Regions from separate parts of the Homo sapiens genome. Here region 2 is linked to region 1. A link is a loop called in an ENCODE intact Hi-C map of the cell type or tissue named here. Cell type or tissue: B cell. All regions are shown on one strand. Links, peaks and the distances in the headings refer to the core of each region. The heading gives the core; the rest is flanking DNA. Region 1 holds the start of LTB4R2 (leukotriene B4 receptor 2). Region 2 overlaps DHRS4L2 (dehydrogenase/reductase 4 like 2).

The links. Peaks named below come from ENCODE experiments on the same cell type or tissue, not always from the same donor. Only the 100,000 strongest peaks of a DNase experiment are listed, where the experiment ranks them.
Region 2: it touches region 1 in a loop (5-fold over the local background); 2 of 110 quality-filtered maps call a loop at or near these places.

The regions. Positions count from the first base shown.
Region 1 is chr14:24,306,627-24,312,891 of GRCh38, forward strand. It overlaps LTB4R2 (leukotriene B4 receptor 2), which reads left to right and starts at 3,514. Exons shown (of 2, transcript NM_019839.5): 1 at 3,514-3,629; 2 at 4,029-5,412. The coding sequence starts at 4,039. The coding sequence ends at 5,115. It overlaps LTB4R (leukotriene B4 receptor), which reads left to right and starts at 4,876. Exons shown (of 2, transcript NM_001143919.3): 1 at 4,876-5,178. It overlaps NOP9 (NOP9 nucleolar protein), which reads left to right. Exons shown (of 10, transcript NM_174913.3): 10 at 1-2,498. It overlaps CIDEB (cell death inducing DFFA like effector b), which reads right to left and starts at 1,351. Exons shown (of 5, transcript NM_001393339.1): 1 at 1,192-1,351; 2 at 745-889. The coding sequence starts at 1,232. RefSeq lists silencers at 4,360-4,459, 4,660-4,789. In B cell, for the core only: CTCF peaks have their summits at 4,489 and 4,694; DNase peaks (open chromatin) are centred at 4,365 and 5,354; H3K4me3 peaks cover 1,968 bases; H3K27ac peaks cover 2,169 bases.
Region 2 is chr14:24,004,171-24,018,968 of GRCh38, forward strand. It overlaps DHRS4L2 (dehydrogenase/reductase 4 like 2), which reads left to right. Exons shown (of 8, transcript NM_198083.4): 7 at 167-222; 8 at 1,716-2,233. The coding sequence ends at 200. It also overlaps the pseudogene DHRS4L1. Among named protein-coding and RNA genes, the nearest start is that of DHRS4L2, 23 kb to the left of the region's middle. In B cell, for the core only: CTCF peaks have their summits at 9,954 (motif pointing right) and 10,160; a DNase peak (open chromatin) is centred at 9,981.

The DNA of each region.
Region 1 (6,265 bases), core at 3,469-5,968:
CACTTTGACTTTCCGGCACTTTGATACCTCCTAAAGGTTGCAGCTCTCCGTGTTCTTCAGTTTTTGGGGGATCCTAGCTAGAGGCTGACCTTTTTCCTCTTTGCTCCTACCATGTCATTGGCATCTCCCCTTGCTCCCCTCCAAGTCACTTCTGGTTTGGAATTGGAAAGCAAGCCAGGTTCTCACGAAGTCCACCCTTCTGTCTTATCTACAATGCTGCACCTCACTTCCCACACCCTCAAGAGTTCTCCAGAAGTGTTTTCAGTAATAGTGTTTAACCTTTTTGAGTCCTTACTCTGTGCCAGGTATGAGGACTTTACCTACATTATCCTCTTACTCCTTTCAACAACCCTAGGAGGTGATGTATTATTATTGCCTTTTTATAGTTGAAGAAACTGAGGTTTTGGTAGGTTGAACAACTTCCCAAGGTTTGACAGGCAGGAAGTGGCAGAATCAGAATTTGAACTTGATTTGTCACACAAATCACCTTTCCATACTAGCTTCTGAATTCTGTCCCTCGAACTCTCCCTATCTCCTGCTAACCCCTGCTCCCATAGAAAAGCTCACTCGGTGGAAAATGAACAAATTGACCAGAGCTCATTAGGCCCACTCCGCTGCTTTTAGCCCTCAGAGGGAGGGGCAGCTGTGTGACTTCAGCCCTCTGCTCCATCATCACAAGTTGCCACTGTTGTGGAGCCCCTTGGCTACCCCTGCTATAGGAACCGAGGAACTTGGCCTACTTACTTTGGCTAGCAGCTCCTGGCGGGTGGCAGCTGTCAGGCCTTTCCGGATGGTCCGCTTGTGATCACAGACACGGAAAGGTCGCTGGGGTGGTGGAGCTGAGGTCCAGACCCTCCGTCCAAACTCCGAGCTTATATTAGATACTGACCTGGTAGTTGAGAAGAAAAGTCAAGAAGGGGCGAGGAGGGGCTTGGTGAGTGTAAAGGGCATGATGAGGGTAGAGTGGCTAGAGGGCTAGGGAGGGAGAGATCTAGGTTTATCGATTAGGGATGAGGGAGAGACCATGGAGTGCAGGTGGGGGCGGGTGGCTCAGGAGCTTGACAAGCCCACTGTGGAGTGGGGAGCAGGAGAGGAAGGGGTACTGGTTAGTCTCCTAGGGGCTGAGTGGAGTATTGTTGCCCTGCCTATATCCCCTAAAGGTGGAGGGTAGAGCGGAGGGTTAGCAGTCACCTGAGTAAGTCACTGGGGTTCAGAGCTGAGAGGTACTCCATGGTGGACCGGAGAGTTCCTTCCCTGGAACTTCTGGGCTGGGTGGTTCTCTCCTGTGCTGGGGCTTTAGTGGTGTTTTCTGTTACAAACCTGGGATCTCAGCCCAGGACAAGGTGGGAATGAGTCAAGCCTGGACTCTGGCCCCCCTGCCTGGCCAGTAAGAAGGGCAAAGTCCAAGGGGAGGGATGAGGGAGGGGCCAGATGGGGTCCTGGAGGAAGAATTGCCTGGCAAAAGCCATTGGAGCTTGTATGTGTGTCTTTGGTGATGACATGTGTTGTGAGGGTAGATGGGAACCATGTAAAAGGATGAAATGTGACTTCTGGTGTTTTTTTATTTCTATGGAGGGAATTTCTGGGGACGGTTTCTGGCTCTCAGGCTCTGAGAAGCTGCAGTTTATGAGTGGCTCTGTGTGTGCTGCCACCTACTGGAGAAGCCATAAGCTGCAGCTTTAGGAAAAGGGAACCCGGGGCAGAGTGTGGGGAAGTGGGATGGCAGCATGGCAGGGCTTTGGAAAATGAGAGGTGAGACTGTGTCCAGGAAGGGTGTAAGGAGAGGATGGATCCTGATACATGGATTCAGGATCATTAGGGTCCTGTCTGGGACACTGGCCTTCCTGCTTACCTGCTCTTTCCTTCCTCCTTGGTCGGAGGAGGGGCTGGCTCACTGCTCTGGCTTCATTTTCCAGAGCTGCCTGCTGCAGTCACACTTAGGTCATCTTCTCTCACTTTTCTCCTTTTGCCGATTAGTGGACGTGACAGAGATGTGAATGGGGCAGGGATGTCCTTTGATGGCATCAAGACTTTAGCTTCTGGTGCGCTGTGTCCCAGCTCTGATTTCAGTTGCAGCCGTGATGGACAGTTGCATGGAAGCTGAGACTCTCACTGACAGTGAAACCCTCAAATGAACACAATCCCTGCTTTCCTGCCAAGGATCCTTGTAGGGTCCCCCAGCTTCCCCACTTTTTTTCTGTGTCCTGACAAAGAAACACAGAGTAACTTGATTGCCCTGTGACCTGGCCAGTTGCATTTCCCCTGCAGGCTTGAGCCCAAGCCAGAGCCTTGAAAAGGTATTCAGGTTGTTGCCCAAAACACTGAAAAAAACTGGCCCTGGCCCTGAACCAAATACCTTGAACCCTCGTAAACTCCATACCCTGACCCCCTTGTTTTGGATATACCCAGGTAGAACAACTCTCTCTCACTGTCTGTTGTGAGGATACGCTGTAGCCCACTCATTAAGTACATTCTCCTAATAAATGCTTTGGACTGATCACCCTGCCAGTCTTTTGTCTTGGGCAATCTATACTTTTCTCAGAGGTTCCCAAGGCCTACTGAAGGGACTTAACATACTCTTAATGGCTTTCCTCTCTCTTGTTTTACCTTATGCCCTCACTTCCTGAGTTAACCTCCCAAATACAGGATCACCTGTACCCAAGCCCTTAGCTCAAGAATACAGGATCACCTGTACCCAAGCCCTTAGCTCAAGCTCTGCTTTGGAAGAACCCAAACTAAGACAGTGCTCCTGGTGCCCTCCCCAAGCAACCTCAAGTTCTGGCTGTTACTTGAGCAGAGGCCTTTCTTTTCCCTTCCCCCAGCTCTATCCATCTGCCAGGCCCCCCTCAAATCTCTTCATTTCCAAGTTTTGCTTGACTTTTCCAAGAGGAGAGGGCTGCTTCTTAGTATGTCCCTACTCATCCTTTCCTTTCTTGTCTTGTATCCTGGTGCAGCCTGGTAATGGGGCCTCTTCATGGTTGTGTGTCATGACTCCCTAACCATTATGCCTCCATGCATCCCCTGTTCCTCCTGGAACCTAGCACCATGCCTTACATGGAAAAGCTGTCATTGACAGCCCGGTGAGAGCCCTGAGGGTGGAGTGACTGGGGCAGGGCCTGAGGCAAGAGGTGGGAGGAGGTAGGAGGCCAGGGGCTCAGCCGGACCAGGAGACTGGAAACAGGCAAGGATAAGGCAGGTGGGGGACTGAGTTGTTTGGGTCACCTCTGCAGGCCAGAGAGACCAGGCAACATACACACTGCAGAAGGTGGGCTGGGAGGATTGGGGCCAGAGCTGGGGGAGGGATGAGAACAGAAGCAGGACCAGGATTCAGCAGAGTCCTCCTATTTCCTTCCACCACCAGGGAATCTTACTGCCCCACTTCAGCTTGTGCTGTTTCCTGGCAAGGCAGGCTCTCACATGCCTGGACGCCTGGGTGCGTTGGTGATGGGAAGGAGCAGGGTGAGGGAGGGGCCCCAGGAGAGGCCCAGGATGAGCCTCATCTTGTCCCTCCCCATTCTTGTCTTACCCTCTGCAAATGTGATAGGCACAGGACAGGAGTAGGCACCTCGCCTACTGCTGCTTAACCTTTCAGCTTCTCCAGGCCCCCAATCCTGCTTGCTCCCAGCTTGGTAAGTAGATCTGTGCACGTCCCTTTACACCCCACCATCCAGTTTTGCCCAGATGTGCTAGAATGGGGCTGGACAAAGAAGGAGGGGCCAGACTAGAGGAGTGGTGGTAGAGATAGTGACAGCCTGGGGTGATGACTTTATGCCTGTTTACCACTGAGCTCTGGGAAGGAGGCCAGGAGTGGGGCAGGTCAACTGACTGGGAGCAGGGGATCTGGGTTCCAAGAAGGAGTTGTGTTTGAGGTGGGGTCTGGGTCCTCGTGGAAGTCAGGACTCCCAGGCAGAAAAGAGGCAGGCTGCAGGGAAGTAAGGAGGAGGCATGGCACCTTCTCATCGGGCATCACAGGTGGGGTTTTGCCCCACCCCTGAACGCCCTCTGTGGCGCCTTCCACCCACCTGTAGGCCCAGAAGGATGTCGGTCTGCTACCGTCCCCCAGGGAACGAGACACTGCTGAGCTGGAAGACTTCGCGGGCCACAGGCACAGCCTTCCTGCTGCTGGCGGCGCTGCTGGGGCTGCCTGGCAACGGCTTCGTGGTGTGGAGCTTGGCGGGCTGGCGGCCTGCACGGGGGCGACCGCTGGCGGCCACGCTTGTGCTGCACCTGGCGCTGGCCGACGGCGCGGTGCTGCTGCTCACGCCGCTCTTTGTGGCCTTCCTGACCCGGCAGGCCTGGCCGCTGGGCCAGGCGGGCTGCAAGGCGGTGTACTACGTGTGCGCGCTCAGCATGTACGCCAGCGTGCTGCTCACCGGCCTGCTCAGCCTGCAGCGCTGCCTCGCAGTCACCCGCCCCTTCCTGGCGCCTCGGCTGCGCAGCCCGGCCCTGGCCCGCCGCCTGCTGCTGGCGGTCTGGCTGGCCGCCCTGTTGCTCGCCGTCCCGGCCGCCGTCTACCGCCACCTGTGGAGGGACCGCGTATGCCAGCTGTGCCACCCGTCGCCGGTCCACGCCGCCGCCCACCTGAGCCTGGAGACTCTGACCGCTTTCGTGCTTCCTTTCGGGCTGATGCTCGGCTGCTACAGCGTGACGCTGGCACGGCTGCGGGGCGCCCGCTGGGGCTCCGGGCGGCACGGGGCGCGGGTGGGCCGGCTGGTGAGCGCCATCGTGCTTGCCTTCGGCTTGCTCTGGGCCCCCTACCACGCAGTCAACCTTCTGCAGGCGGTCGCAGCGCTGGCTCCACCGGAAGGGGCCTTGGCGAAGCTGGGCGGAGCCGGCCAGGCGGCGCGAGCGGGAACTACGGCCTTGGCCTTCTTCAGTTCTAGCGTCAACCCGGTGCTCTACGTCTTCACCGCTGGAGATCTGCTGCCCCGGGCAGGTCCCCGTTTCCTCACGCGGCTCTTCGAAGGCTCTGGGGAGGCCCGAGGGGGCGGCCGCTCTAGGGAAGGGACCATGGAGCTCCGAACTACCCCTCAGCTGAAAGTGGTGGGGCAGGGCCGCGGCAATGGAGACCCGGGGGGTGGGATGGAGAAGGACGGTCCGGAATGGGACCTTTGACAGCAGACCCTACAACCTGCTGCCCTTCCCTGTCCCTTTCCACCCCCCACCCACCCTCCAGAGGTCAGTGTTCTGGGACATTTGGGGACCCTTCTTTGACTAGAGTTTGGATCTGGCTGGGTAGGATTACTATACACTTGGGGCAGGCCCAGGCTCCTCCAAACTGAGGGATTATGAGGGTGGTGATGGTCCCTGTTAAGGACTATTGTGTGCTTGCAAGTTGGCATGTACCCATGTGCCAGCATTGCTTACTTGTTGCCAATAGCTGTTATTGTGAAATACACTGGGAAGCCATTAGATGATGACTTAAGTGTGCTTCCCCTGGTGGTTCTTCATGCCTGAGTTGTACTGAAGCCACCTAGTTCCCTGCTGGGTCAAGCCAGGCTGGGCAGTGCCAGCCTTCAGTGGCATCTTGACCTGCCCTCCTCAGCCCAGGTGCCCTGGTTCCACAGGCCAACCCATAGAACCACTCTGGAAATAAAGGAGAAAATGGAAGGAGAGGTATGGGAGCTTGGATGAGGGGTAGGAATGGGATCCATTCTCTGAGGCTTATAAAAGCCTCTGAGGAGGAAATGGCTCTGAAGGGGAAAATGAATCTGTGGGGTTTGAAAAGGAAGTTTTCCTGCCTGTCTTGTATTTGGTCCAGTGAGTATGAGACAGGCACACAAGGAGTGGACAGTGGTGTAGGGGCCCTGGGAGTCTGAGACTTACCTTGCCCCCTGACCATCTGATCCTCCCTGCAAAGGCCACCTGACGTGAAAAGGAGCCAGGAGCAAGCACTCAGTCAGGGAAGTTTGGAGGTTGGCCATTGGGGTATGAGGAATGGCAGGAATATTTAGAGGACAGGAATAATTTTTCAGAGAAGTGCCACATATTCTTTTTCTCTTTGCCAAGTCTGGGCTCCTTCTAAGATGCTGCTAGCTATTCCTAGCCCGTTCCCCAATACTTCTCTGCCCCCACCTTTTGGAATCCTTATCTAGGTCTAAAAACGGTTCTAGATCCTGACCCCTTTGATTGGGGGATGTAGAATGGGATTCTTTTCAGGGGACATCCACAAGTACACATCTGTGGTCACTAAGGTGACCAGCTCATCCCAGTTGGCCTGGAACTTTCCCAGTTTAAGCACTGAAAACTCCTTGTCCCAGCCCTG
Region 2 (14,798 bases), core at 8,864-11,363, 300 kb before region 1:
GAGGCAGGAGAATGGCATAACCCGGGAGGCGGAGTTTGCAGTGAGCCAAGATAGCGCCACTACAGTCCGGCCTGGGCAAAAGAGCAAGACTCCGTCTCTAAAAAAAAAAAAAAAAAAAGAAAGGAAAAGAAAAAAAAACATAAAGAGATTTCCCTTCTTCCTACAGCTCTGGATGGACAAGGAAAAAGAGGAAAGCATGAAAGAAACCCTGCGGATAAGAAGGTAAACTGTCATGAGGGCAAGGGCACTAAGAGACATGAAGATGGGAAGGTCTGGTCCCTAGCAGCCCACAGCCCGCTGTCTCAGTCCCACAGATAACACAGGCAGGCTCTCTTCTGCCTCACAGACCACGAATTCATAAACACTATCACTACAGTGACCTGAGCAAGAAGTCAGCTTCCCTTTCCAAAGGTAAACACAGAGACATCGGGGTTTCAGCAGTGCAGAGGTCTCGGAGAAGCCCTGAGTCCTCTCTCCACCTGGGGGATTGCCTCCACCTCTGAGCATCCATGGAGACCAGGGACCATAACCAAAACCATGCTTTGTTAGTCCCCTTGAATAATGACACATGTTTACAAAACTCAGGTTGATGATCTACAATCCAAATGAAAAGAATGAAGAGTTTTACTAAGCCCCAAACTCCCCTTGCCTAAGGAGTTACTTTCTTCCCCAGTGAGCTGGGTGAACTGTTCAAGCACCTTTGTCGGGCTCCCTTTCCTCTAAGTTCCCTGCCTCTCTCTACCTTCTGGCTTCAAGGACAAATGCCAGTAATGCCTAACTCTGTACTCGTCCAGACATCCCAAATCTTCCCAAAGCCATTCTGATGTGAGACATGAGCTGCAGGCCTGGTTCATAACTCATTAATAAGTGAGGGGATTGTCAACCTAGAGCACCAATGAATGATCTAGCCCATGTAGCTCAATACTGGATTCACATTAGAATCACCTGGGGAGCTTTTTAAACTGCAGGTGCTCAGGCCCCACCCACTCCCAGAGATTCTTTTTAATTGGTCCAAGGTAGGACTTGACCATCTGGGCTTTTGTTTTTCTTTGTCTTTTCTTTTCTTTTCTTTTTTGGTTTAAGCCTCTCAAATGATTGCAAGATACAAGTAGAATGGAGAAGCATTAATTCAGCCCTTCTAGGTTTGAGTTACTCACTCTGCCCACCTCTAGAGCATTCTATGGCAGGGAGATTAAAGTGTCTCCTAACTATGCAGTCACTGATAAAATAAGAATTAGCACATTCTCACTAAATGAACATGACTTTAAGGCACAAGTATAGATTCCTGAAAAAGTTCTAAGCTGAACCTGTACAAATGGAATCATTTTAAACACACCATTTACTGTCACACAGACTCCCTGATACTTTAGTGTGTGCACATGTGAAACCATTTTTTTGAAGTATGAAATAATTAATTGCTCACCATTTTATCTATATAACTTTGGATTTTGGTGTCCTGAGCTCTCTAAAAACCGGTGTGTTTCTATAGTATTTGAATATTATGGGTAATAGTTTTGCAGAGTACAGTATGCTTATACTAAATTATAACAGCATATCCTCGTGGTAACCCTATTTGATAGGCAGAAAGCTTGTACACTGATCCTGAAAAGTCATCTGATAATTCTTGATTAAGCAAATTTAACTCCCCGTGTCCCAGGTGAGGGAGGCAGACCCGTTTGATTTTTACCTCCTTCCTTGCTTCCCTTATTCCCCAGGTTAGGCGAGCCAGAGGATTGTGCTGGCATCGTGTCTTTCCTGTGCTCTGAAGATGCCAGCTACATCACTGGGGAAACAGTGGTGGTGGGTGGAGGAACCCCGTCCCGCCTCTGAGGACCGGGAGACAGCCCACAGGCCAGAGTTGGGCTCTAGCTCCTGGTGCTGTTCCTGCATTCACCCACTGGCCTTTCCCACCTCTGCTCACCTTACTGTTCACCTCATCAAATCAGTTCTGCCCTGTGAAAAGATCCAGCCTTCCCTGCCGTCAAGGTGGCGTCTTACTCGGGATTCCTGCTGTTGTTGTGGCCTTGGGTAAAGGCCTCCCCTGAGAACACAGGACAGGCCTGCTGACAAGGCTGAGTCTACCTTGGCAAAGACCAAGATATTTTTTCCTGGGCCACTGGGGAATCTGAGGGGTGATGGGAGAGAAGGAACCTGGAGTGGAAGGAGCAGAGTTGCAAATTAACAACTTGCAAATGAGGTGCAAATAAAATGCAGATGATTGCGCGGCTTTGAATCCAATTGACCTGTTCATTTCTCAGTGTTGGGTGCTTAGCTGAGCAGAGAGCAGAAGTCTATTCAGGCTGGATCTCTGGATCCCCCAGCCCTCCTCCCTGTCTCCAGAACTTGAGCGTGATGTTCACGGGTGGAGGTGTCTGCAGAGCTGCCAGCTGGAAGGAAGGTGGCACGGGAACTCCCAGGACGCCACGGGAATCCCCGAGGCAGCGCGAGCCCGGAGAGAGTGGGGAAGGATGAACTCTCTAACACCTCCCCGCCCCTTGCCTCCCAGATCAGGCCAGGTCCTCTCCCCGCATGGCCCTACGTCCCGAGTTCCCTCCCGAGTCAGCAAGTACAAGCTGGATGGGTCCTGAGCCGGTGGGGAATAGAGAAAGGCCCTGCAAGGTACCCAGGCCCACAAACAAAAGAAATGGGTTCTGCCCACGGGCCCGAGGATTCAGTAGAAGGAAAGTGGGGACGCTGTCCCCCGCCCCAAAGGCACTGACACTGGGCGACACACGCTGAGCCTCTCACACCGACGGGCCTCTCACGCCGGAGCCGGCAAGAAAGGTCGGCGCCAGCCCGCGGGCTCTCAGGAGGCTCGGCAGCGCGACGCGCATGCTCAGTCGGGCAGCTCTCCGGGCCGGCGTGGGAGCCCGCGCTCCAAAGCCCGGTGGGGGGAGGGGCGCTCACGCAACCGCCACTGTCTGGAGCGGGCTCGCCTCTGCGGCGGCACTCACCGCCCGGGCTTTACTGAAGCGGAGTCTAGCATGTGCGGCTGCTCCACAGCGGTGTGGGTGGCGGCGGCTCCTCTGCAGCAGCCTCGGCAGTAGGGGTCACGGTGGCCAAGCCCACCGTGGAGCTCATCTGAGAGTTGTAAGGTACGGGACTGCCTCGGTCTTTGGGACGCCCCGTCTGGTAGCATCCCAGATCCAGCACGTTCCTTCCGGCCCTGCACCCCGGCCCGGTGCCTCACACCCCGCTACCCCATGCATCCAGACTCTAAGGCAGCCCCTGCATCTCAGTCCTGACATCGCTGTCCCTGGAGCATCCTCCGCTGGAGCTGGAGCTTGACAGGTAGGGTGGAGAGGGCCGTGGGGGGGGTGCGGAAACTGCATCAATTAACGGGGCCGTGGGGGAGGGAAGTCCTCCATTGCTAAGGCTTCAGTAGGCGTTCTATGATCACAGTGTAAACAAAGCTGCAGGGAAGCTCTAACTGGGCGGAACCCACCGCAGCTCAGCAAGGCCTACTGCCTCTCCAGATTCCACCTCAGGGGCCAGGGCATATCTGAGCAAAAGGCAGCAGACAGCTTCTGCAGACTTCAGTGTCCTTGCCTGACATCTCTAAAGACAGCAGTGGTTCTCCCAGCACGGAGTTCGTGCTCCGATAACGGACAGACTGCCTCCCCAAGTGGGTCCCTGACCCCCATGTAGCTTGACTGAAAAACACCGCCCAGTAGGGGCAGAGAGACACCTCATACAGGTGGGTGCCCCTGTGGAACAAAGCTTCCAGAAGAAGGATCAGGCAGCAATATTTGCTGTTCTGCAGCCTCCTCTACTGATACCCAAGAAAATAAGGTCTGGAATGGACTTCCAGCAAACCCCCAAAGACCTGCAGCTGAGGGGCCTGTTAGAAGGAAAACTAACAAACAGAAAGGAATAGCATCAACATCAGCAAAGGACAGCATCAACATCAGAACAGGAAAGGACATCCACACTAAAACCCCATCCATAGGTCACCAACATCAAAGACCAAAGGTAGATAAAACCACAAAGATGGAGAGAAACCAGAGCAAAAAGGCTGAAACTTCCAGAAATCAGAACGTCTCTTCTCTTCCAAAGGAATACAAGTCCTCACCAGCAAGGGAACAAAACTGGATGGAGAATAAGTTTGATGACTTGACAGACGTAAGCTTCAGAAGGTCAGTAATAACAAACTACACCCAGCTAAAGGAGCATGTTCTAACCCATTGCAAGGAAGCTAAAAACCTTGACAAAATGTTAAACGAATGGCTAACTAGAATGAAGAATCTAGAGAAGAGCTTAAATGACCTGATGGAGCTGATAACCACAGTACAAGAACTTCATGAAGGATACACAAGCTTCAATAGCTGATTCAATCAAGTGGAAGAAAGGATATCAGTGATTGAATATAAAATTAATGAAATAAAGTGAGAACACAAGATTAGAGACAAGAAAAGAAAAAAGAAACATTCAAATTCAGGAAATACAGAGAACATCACAAAGACACTCCTTGAGAAGAGCAACCCCAAGACACATAATTGTCAGATTCAGCAAGGTTAAGGGCAGCCAGAGAGAAAGGTTGGGTTACCAACAAAGGGAAGCCCATCAGACTAACAGCAGATCTCTCAGCAGAAACCATACAAACCAGAAGAGAGTCGGGACCAATATTCAACATTCTGAAAGAAAAGATTTTTGGAACTAGAATTTCATATCCAGCCAAACTAAGCTTCGTAAGTGAAGGAGAAATAAAATCCTTTACAGACAAGCAGATGCTGAGAGAGTTTGTCACCACCAGGCCTGCCTTACAATAAGAGCTCCTGAAGGAAGCACTAAACATGGAAAGGAACAACCAGTACCAGCCACTGCAAAAACATACGAAATTGTAAAGACCATTGATGCTATGAAGAAACTGCATCAATTAATGGGCAAAATAACCAGCTAACGTCATGACAGGATCAAATTCACATATAACAATACTAACCTTCAATGTAAATGGGATAAATGCCCCAATTAAAAGACACTGACTGGCAAATTGGATAAAGAATCAAGACCCATATGGTGTGCTGTATTCAGGAGACCCAATCTCACGTGCAAAGACACACATAGGCTCAAAATGAAGGTGTGTCTGGAATTGGTGGGTTCTTGGTCTCACTGACTTCAAGAATGAAGCCACGGACCCTCGCAGTGAGTGTTACAGTCCTTAAAGGCAGCGTGTCCGGAGTTTGTTCCTTCTGATGTTCAGACACGTTCAGAGTTTTTTCCTTCTGGTGGGTTCGTGGTCTCGCTGGCTTCAGGAGTGAAGCTGCGGACCTTCACAGTGAGTGTTACAGCTCTTAAGGCGGCATGTCTGGAGTTGTTCGTTCCTCCCATCCGGAGTTGTTCATTCCTCCCACTGGGTTCGTGGCCTCACTGGCCTCAGGAGTGAAGCTGCAGACCTTCACGATGAGTGTTACAGCTCATAAAGGCCGTGTGGACCCAAAGAGTGAGGGGCAGCAAGATTTATTGCAAAGAGCGAAAGAACAAAGCTTCCACAGTGTGGAAGGGGACCCAAGCAGGTTGCTACTGTTTGAAGGGGTGGCTTGCCCCTCCACACCTGTGGGTATTTCTAGTCAGGTGGGACGAGAGACTGAGAAAGAGAAATAAGACACAGAGACAAAGTATAGAGAAACAACAGTGAGCCCAGGGGACCGGCGCTCAGCATACCAAGGACTTGCACCGGCACCGGTCTCTGAGTTCCCTCAGTTTTTATTGATTATTATCGTCATTATTTCAGTAAAAAGGAATGTAGTAGGAGGGCAGGGTGATAATAAGGAGAAGGTCAGCAACAAACGTGAGCAATAGAATCTAATAATTCAGTTCAAGGGAAGGTACTATGACTGGACATGCACGTAAGCCAGATTTATGTTTCTCTCCACCCAAACATCTCGGTGGAGTAAAGAATAACGAGGCAGCATTGCTGCAAACATGTCTCGCCTCCCACCATAGGGCGGTTTTTCTCTCATCTCAGAACTGAACAAATGTACAATCGGGATTTATACCGAGACTTTTAGTTCCCAGGAGCAGGCAGGAGACAGTGGCCTTCCTCTATCTCAACTGCAAGAGGCCTTCCTTTTTTACTAACCCACCGCAGCACAGACCCTTTATGGGTGTCGGGCTGGGGGACAGTCAGGTCTTTCTCATCCCAGGAGGCCATATTTCAGACTATCACATGGGGAGAAACCTTGGACAATACCCTGCTTTCAAGGGCAGAGGTCCCTGCGGCTTTCTGCAGTGCACTGTGCCCCTGGTTTATTGAGACTAGAGAATGGCGATGACTTTTACCAAGTATACTGCTTGTAAACATTTTGTTAACAAGGCACGTCCTACACAGTCCTAGATCCCTTAAACCTTGATTTCATACAACACATGTTCTTGTGAGCTCCAGGTTGGGTCAAAGTGGTTGGGTCAAAGTGGCTGGGGCAAAGCTAAAAATTAACAACATCTCAGAAAAGCAATTATTTAAAGTACAGGTCTTTTTCAAAATGTAGTCTCTTATGTCTTCCCTTTCTACATAGACACGGTAACAGTCTGATCTCTCTTTCTTTTCCCTACATATCCCCCTTTTCTTTTTGACAAAACTGTCATTGTCACCATGGCCTGTTTTTGCTGGTCACTGTCTTTCTGGAACTGCTGGATACACCTGTAGACTAACAATAGAGAGGGCAGACATACAAGGATTAATACAAAATTTGCAATAGTGGAATTTCCAATGGTTTTAACCCAAGTGATGGGGGCAAGAGGACAGTGTGGGTGCTCCGGCACCCAGGCAGTCTCCCTTCTCCTTTGTCTCTTAGTTGTTGTTTCTCATAGTTTTCAATCTTTCTCCTCACCTGCTCACTCGCACTTTTTGTTTCATTGTCTCCCTTCTCTTATGGTCTCTCTCTCTTTTTCTCTTTTTCTTCCTTTTACACTATTTCTTTTCCCAGTCTCACTTTCTGTGTCTCTCTCTGATCTCTGTCTTTCTCTTTTACATTATTTTTTTCCCCAGTCTCACCTTCTGTGTCTTTCTCTGATCTCTGTCTTTTCCAGTCTCTCTCTTACTCATTTTCTCCCTCTCTTTCTCTCTCTCTCTCTCTCTCTCTGTCTGTCATCCCGTGTCCTCTCTCCTTCACACTCAGTCTCTTTTTCTTTTTCTTTTTCTCCCTGGCTCTCCACATCTGCCGTTTTCTCTCCTTTCTCTTTCTGATTTCTCTTCTCACTTTCTCTCTTCCTTTCTTTCCCAGTTTCTCTTTTTTCTCTGTTGGTCTTTCCCAAATAATGAAAAGGAGTGGAGGTCTGAATGTTATCAGATGCTATTGTCAGGCCTGCGTTTGCAACCTCTGTCTGCAGAAATGTGTAACAGTCAATTAATTTGTCTCTCGTTTCTGCAGCACTCAAAATATCATCAACATAATGAATAATATAACAGTCTGAAAACTTGTCTCTAACTGGTTGAAGAACTTGAGCTACAAAAGTCTGACAAATAGTTGGACTATTAAGCATTCCCTGAGGCAACACTTTCCGCTGAAATCTGGTGGCTGGTTTTTTATTATTTATGGCTGGTATAGTAAAAGCAAATTTTTTTAAATCCTATTTTGCCAGAGGAATGGTAAAAACGCAATCCTTTAGCTCAATTATAATTAAAGGCCAATCTTTGGGGATCATGGCCGGAGAAAGCAGCCCAAGTTGGAGAGTCCCCATGGGTTGAATTACTGCATTGATGGCTCTCAAATCAGTTAGGATGCACCATCTGCCTGATTTTTTCTGAATTACAAACGCAGGAGAATGCCAAGGTGAAAATGAAGGCTCAATGTTTCCCTTTTCTAATTGTTCCTTTGCCACTAAGTGTAAGGCCTCCAGTTTTTGCTTTGGTAGTGGCCACTGATTTACCCATACAGGCTTTTCTGTTTTCCCAGTTAATGGAATGGGTTTTGGAGGCTCTACAGTGGCCACTCCTAAAAAGGATACCCTATTTCTTTTTTTTTTTTTTTTTTGGATTTTTTTAGCCTCAATTGGGACTTTAATGCCTTCTCCATTTTTCCCTAGTCCTTTACCAGAGAGATATCCCATTTTAGTCATGATTTTTTGACTCGTGGGGCTGTATAGGGAGACTGGAATAGTAATCTCTGCATGCCACTGTTCTAACAAGTCTCGGCCCCATAAGTTAATTGGAATAGAAATAATCATAGGCTGAACTGTACTCTCTTGATTATTAGGGCCTAGACAATGTAAAATCATGGCACTTTGATACACTTCTGAGGCGGTGCCCACACCAACAAATCCTGTAACAGGCTTTTGTTTAGGACAATTTTTTGGCCATTGATTTAAGACAATAATAGAAACATCAGCCCCAGTAGCCACTAATCCTTCAAACTGCTTTCCCTGAATAGTGACTGTACACACAGGTCTATTCTCTGAGAGCTGACTAGCCCAATAAACAACTTTTCCAGCAGGGTTGGTACTTCCAAACCCTCCTGTTCTTTCTGTTTTGCTATTCCCAATTTTAATATAAGGCAAAAGCAATAATTGAGCAATTCTATCACCTGGATTGGCACTCCAGGGAACAGCAGAGCTGATCACTAACTGAATTTCCCCTTTATAATCTGAATCAATTACCCCAGTATGAATTTGGACTCCCTTTAAATTTAGACTTGATCTTCCTAAAATAAGGCCTACCATCCCTTCTGGCAGCAGGCCATACACCCCAGTAGGAATCTTTTGAGGGAGCACTCCAGGGAGTGAAGAAACCATTTGAGTAGAACATAAATCTACTGCTGCGCTGCCTGCTGTGGTGGGGGATAACTGTTGTATTGTTGTAATTGGCTGATTCCCTGGAATGGTGGTATTTACTGTGGGGGTTGTTGTCCCTGAAAACCCTGAGGAACAAATGGCTGAATCAAGAATGCCCCACTTTGTTGCGGGGCCTGGGGCTGGTCCCTCTTCTCGTTTCCTGACAATGGTTGCCCATTTTTATCAAATTTAGAACAACATTCCTTAGCCCAGTGTTTTCCTCTTTCACATTTTGGACACAGGCCAGGTGGCTGTTTATTTTTGTTCTGTTTATTTAAGACTGGGCAATTCTTTTTTAGATGACCGATTTGACCACAATTATAACATTTTCCCCCAAATGTTTTAACTTGTCCTCCTAAAGCAACCCCCGTAATTGCTTGAGCCAGTAGCATTGCCTTATGCATAGTTCCTCCAATCCCATCACAAGCCTTCACATATTCTGTAATTACATCAACTCCTGCTGAAACCTTTCCTCTTAATGGCTTTATGGCCAATTGACATCCTGGATTTGCATTTTGATAACCCATTATTTCTACAACAACTTTTTGGGCGTTATCATCTGCAATCGATTTTTGAGCTGCATCTTGCAACCTTGCCACAAAGTCTGGATATGGCTCTTTAGAGCCTTGTCTGATTGAACTAAAAGAAGGGCAGGAGGTTCCTGGGTCCTGAATCTTTTCCCAGACCCTGAGGCAAATAGCCCTTAATTGTTCAATAGCCTCATTCTGCATTACTGATTGTTGGTTAATAGTGCTCCAATTTGGACCTGTTTCTGGCAATTGGTCTGCATCTATATTAACAACAGGATTAGTAGCCTGATTTTTCCATACCTGTTCTTGTACTCCGTCAATCCACCAGGTTTTAAATTGTAGATACTGAGAGGGTGAAAGAGAAGATTTAGCCAAAATTTCCCAATCATAAGGAATAAGTCTATTCCCATTAGCAATGGAATCTAATAATGTTCTCATATAAGGAGAGTTGGGTCCATATTGTTTAACTGCCTCCTTCATATCTTTTAACATTTTCATGGTGAAAGATTCATATCTAGCCTCAGTTTGGACAGACGCTCCTGCTTGACTCCGTTTTCCAGCCGGTATTGGTTGTAAAATTACCAGGAACTGCCCTGCCTCAAGATCTCCCTGTTTTCTGGCTTTATCAATGATTTTTTGCAGTGCACTATCTTGTCCACTAGGTGGTAGTGTAGGATCAAACACCATCGCCATGGGTTGTTGCTATACTGCCCTGCTATTTGGCACAGGACACAACACCTGGGATCTATACTGAACCACTGGAGACGGCCGATACTGAAATTCGGCTGATGGCTGGTGTTCATAAACTACTGATGGTTGGGTTTTATTTTCTACCGGCTGATATTGTGGATACTGTGTCTGGATTGGCATTTGAGGTTGTAATGTCACAGGCATCTGAACCGTGGGAGAAGGAGTTGTTGGCCATCGTGGTCTAAACTCTGATGGACCAAATAATTCTGGACCTCCTTCCTCCAATTTTGATGATTTAGGATATATTACCTCCTGTAATTGATTATAGTCAACATTTTGTGTTGACCGAACCATTGCAGACTCTACTACATTTTTACAATGTGAACTTTCTGTTCCATTCTTGAACTGTCTTCCTACCTCTTCTTCACAAACTATTACACAGCTTTCAGGGGCATCAGAAACTGAAATGCTATCTTCTTCTATTTGAAATAGTTCTCAAGTTGCTTTAATAATAGCCCAATCATTCCATGCTGTAAGTGGGATGATTTTACCTTCCCTACTTGCTTGTTTTAATTCTTTGCTAATTTTTCCCCAGTCTTTTAAATCTAAAGTTCCCTGTTCTGGAAACCATGGGCAGAATTGTTCTATTGTTTGAAATAGCATAATTAGATTCTCTGTAGAAGCTTAAACTCCCTGTCTTAAGAGAATTTTAATGAAGCTGAGATAAGAGGCATATTTACTTCCAGTTTGCCCCATTGTTACCCTGGATTCCTCCAAGTGCACAAGCTTACCGCAAGGCTGACCGTGGATGTACTCGGGAATCTCTTGTTGGCTGTCCTCAATACTCACTTAGCGTACTTTCACCCTAGAGAAAGGCCCCATGTTGGATGCCAGATGAAGGGGTGGCCTGCCCCTCCACACCTGTGGGTATTTCTAGTCAGGTGGGATGAGAGACTGAGAAAGAGAAATAAGACACAGAGACAAAGTATAGAGAAACAACAGTGGGCCGAGGGGACCGGCGCTCAGCATACCAAGGACCTGCACCAGCACCGGTCTCTGAGTTCCCTCAGTTTTTATTGATTATTATTGTCATCATTTCAGTAAAAAGGAATGTAGTAGGAGGGCAGGGTGATTATAAGGAGAAGGTCAGCAACAATCATGTGAGGAATAGAATCTACGTCATAATTAAGTTCAAGGGAAGGTACTATGACTGGACGTGCATGTAAGCCAGATTTATGTTTCTCTCCACCCAAACATCTCAGTGGAGTAAAGAATAACAAGGCAGCATTGCTGCAAACATGTCTCGCCTCCCACCATAGGGCGGTTTTTCTCTCATCTCAGAACTGAACAAATGTACAATCGGGATTTATACTGAGACATTTAGTTCCCAGGGACAGGCAGGAGACAGTGGCCTTCCTCTATCTCAACTGCAAGATGCTTTCCTCTTTTACTAATCCACCTCAGCACAGACCCTTTATGGGTGTCAGGCTGGGGGACGGTCAGGTCTTTCTCATCCCATGAGGCCATATTTCAGACTATCACATGGGGAGAAACCTTGGACAATACCCCGCTTTCAAGGGCAGAGGTCCCTGTAGCTTTCCACAGTACACTGTGCCACTGAGCCCACACCCACCCAGAACTAGCGCTGGCCTGCAAGCACTGTGCACAGCCCCAGTTCCTGCCCATGCTTCTCCCTCCACACCTCCCTGCAAGCTGAGGGAGCCAGCTCTGGTCTTGGCCAGCCCAGAAAGGGGCTCCCACAGTGCAGCATGGGCTGAAGGGCTCCTCAAGCATGGCCAGAGTGGGTGCCAAGGCCAAGGAGGCGCCGAGAGCGAGCGAGGGCTGCCAGCACGCTGCCACCTCTCAAAGGGATGGAGGAAGATCTACCAAACAAATGGAAAGCAAAGAAAAGCAGGGATTGCAATCCTGGTCTCTGATAAAACAGACATTAAACCAACAAAGATAAAAGGAGACAAAGAAGGCCATCACATAATGGTAAAGGAATCAGTTCAACAGGAAGAGCTAACTATCCTAAATATATATGCACCCAATACAGGAGAACCCAGATTCATAAAGCAAGTTCTTAGAGACCTACAAAGAGGCTTAGACTCCCATACAATAGTAATGGGAGACAGTAACACCCCACTGTTAATATTAGACAGAAAACATGACAAAATTAATAAGGATGTCCAGGACTTGAACTCAGCTCTAGACCAAGTAGGCCTAATACACATCTACAGAACTCTCCACCCCAAGTCAACACAATATACATTCTTCTCAGCACCACATCACACTTATTCTAAAATTGACCACATAATTGGAAGTAAAACACTCCTCAGCAAATGCCAAAGAACAGCAATCACAACAAACTGTCTCCCAGACCACAGTGCAATCAAATTAGAACTCAGGACTGAGAAACTCACTCAAAACTGCACAACTACATGGAAACTGAACAACCTGCTCCTGAATGACTACTGGGTAAATAACAAAATGAAGGCAGAAATAAACATGGTCATTGAAACCAATGAGAACAAAGACACAGTGTACCAGAATTTCTGGGACACATTTAAAACAGTGTGTAAATGGATATTTACAGCACTGAATACCCACAAGAGAAAGGAGGAAAGATCTAAAATCAACACCCTAACCTCAAAATTAAAAGAACTAGAGAAGCAAGAGCAAACAAATTCAAAAGCTAGCAGAAGACAGCAAATAACGATGATCAGAGCAGAACTGAAGGAAATAGAGGCATTAAAAAAAAAACCTTCAAAGGATCAATGAATCCAGGAGCTGGATTTTTGAAAAGATCAACAAAATGGACTGCTAGCAAGACTAATAAGGAAGAAAAGAGAGAAGAGTCAAATAGACACAATAAAAAATGATAAAGGTGATATCACCAGTGATCCCGCAGAAATACACACTACCATCAGAGAATACTATAAACACCTCTATGCAAATAAACTAGAAAACCTAGAAGAATTGGATAAATTATTGGACACATATACCTTCCCCAGACTAAATCAGGAAGAAGCTGAATTGCTGAATAGACCAATAACAGCTTCTGAAATTGAGGCAATAATTAATAGCCTACTAAACCAAAAAAAGTCCAGGACCAGATGGATTCATAGCCGAATTCTACCAGAGGTACAAAGAGGAGTTGGTACCATTCCTTCTGAAACTATACCGATCAATAGAAAAAGAAAGAATCCTCCCTAACTCATTTTATAATGCCAGAATCATCCGGATATCAAAGCTTGGCAGAGACACAACAAAACAAAGAAAATTTTAGGCCAGTATCCCTGATGAACATCAATGCAAAAATGCTCAATAAAATACTGGCAAACCGAATCCAGCGGCACATCAAAAAGCTTATCCACCACGATCAAGGTGGCTTCATCCCTGGGATGCAAACCTGGTTCAGCATAAGCAAATCAACAAACATAATCCATCACACAAACAGAACCGACAAACACCACATGATTATCTCAATAGATGCAGAAAGGCCTTCGAACAAAATTAAACACCCCTTCATGCTAAAAACTCTCCATAAACTTGGTATTCATGGAATGTAACTCAAAATAATAAGAGCTATTTATGACAAACCCATAGCCAATATCATACTGAATGTGCAAAAACTGGAAGCATTCCCTTTGAAAACTGGTACAAGACAAGGATGCCCTATCTCACCACTCCTATTCAACATAGTATTGGAAGTTCTGGCCAAGGCAATCAGGCAAGAGGAAGAAATAAAGGGTATTCAATTAGGAAAAGAGGAAGTCAAATTGTCTCTGTTTGCAGATGATTTCACCGTATATTTAGAAACCCCATGATCTCAGCCCAAAATCTCCTTAAGCTGATAAGCAACTTCAGCAAAGTCTCAGGATACAAAATCAATGTGCAAAAATCACAAGCATTCCTGTATGCCAATAATAGACAGAGAGCCAAATCATGAGTGAAGTCCCATTCACAATTGCTACAAAGAGAATAAAATACCTAGAAATCCAACTTACAAGGGATGTGAAGGACCTCTTCAAGGAAAACTACAAACCACTGCTCAAGGAAATAAGTGAGGACACAAACAAATGGAAGAGTATTCCATGCTCATGGATAGGAAGACTCAATATCATGAAAATGGCCATATTGCCCAAAGTAAATTATAGACTCAATGCTATCCCCATCAAGCTACCACTGACTTTCCTCACAGAATTGGAAAAAACTACTTTAAATTTCATATGGAACCAAAAAAGAGCTGGTATAGCCAAGACAATCATAAGCAAAAAGAACAAAGCTGGAGGCATCACACTACCTGACTTCAAACTATACTGCAAGGCTACAGTAACCAAAACAGCATGGTACTGGTACCAAAACAGATATCTAGACCAATGGAACAGAACAGAGGCCTCAGAAATAACACCACACATCTTCAACCATCTGATCTTTGACAAATCTGACAGAAACAAGCAATGGGGAAAGGATTCCCTATTTAATAAATGGTGCTGGGAAAACTAGCTAGCCATATGTAGAAAGCTGAAACTGCATGCGTTCCTTACACCTTATACTAAAATTAACTCAAGATGGATTAAAGCCTTAAATGTAAGACCTAAAACCATAAAAACCCTAGAAGAAAACCTAGACAGTACCATTCAGGACATAGGCATGGGCAAAGACTTCATGATAAAAACACCAAAAGTAATGGCAACAAAAGCCAAAATAGACTAATGGGATCTACCTAAACTAAAGAGCTTCTGCACAGCAAAAGAAACTATCATCAGAGTGAGAAGGCAACTTACAGAATAGGAGAAAATTCTTGCA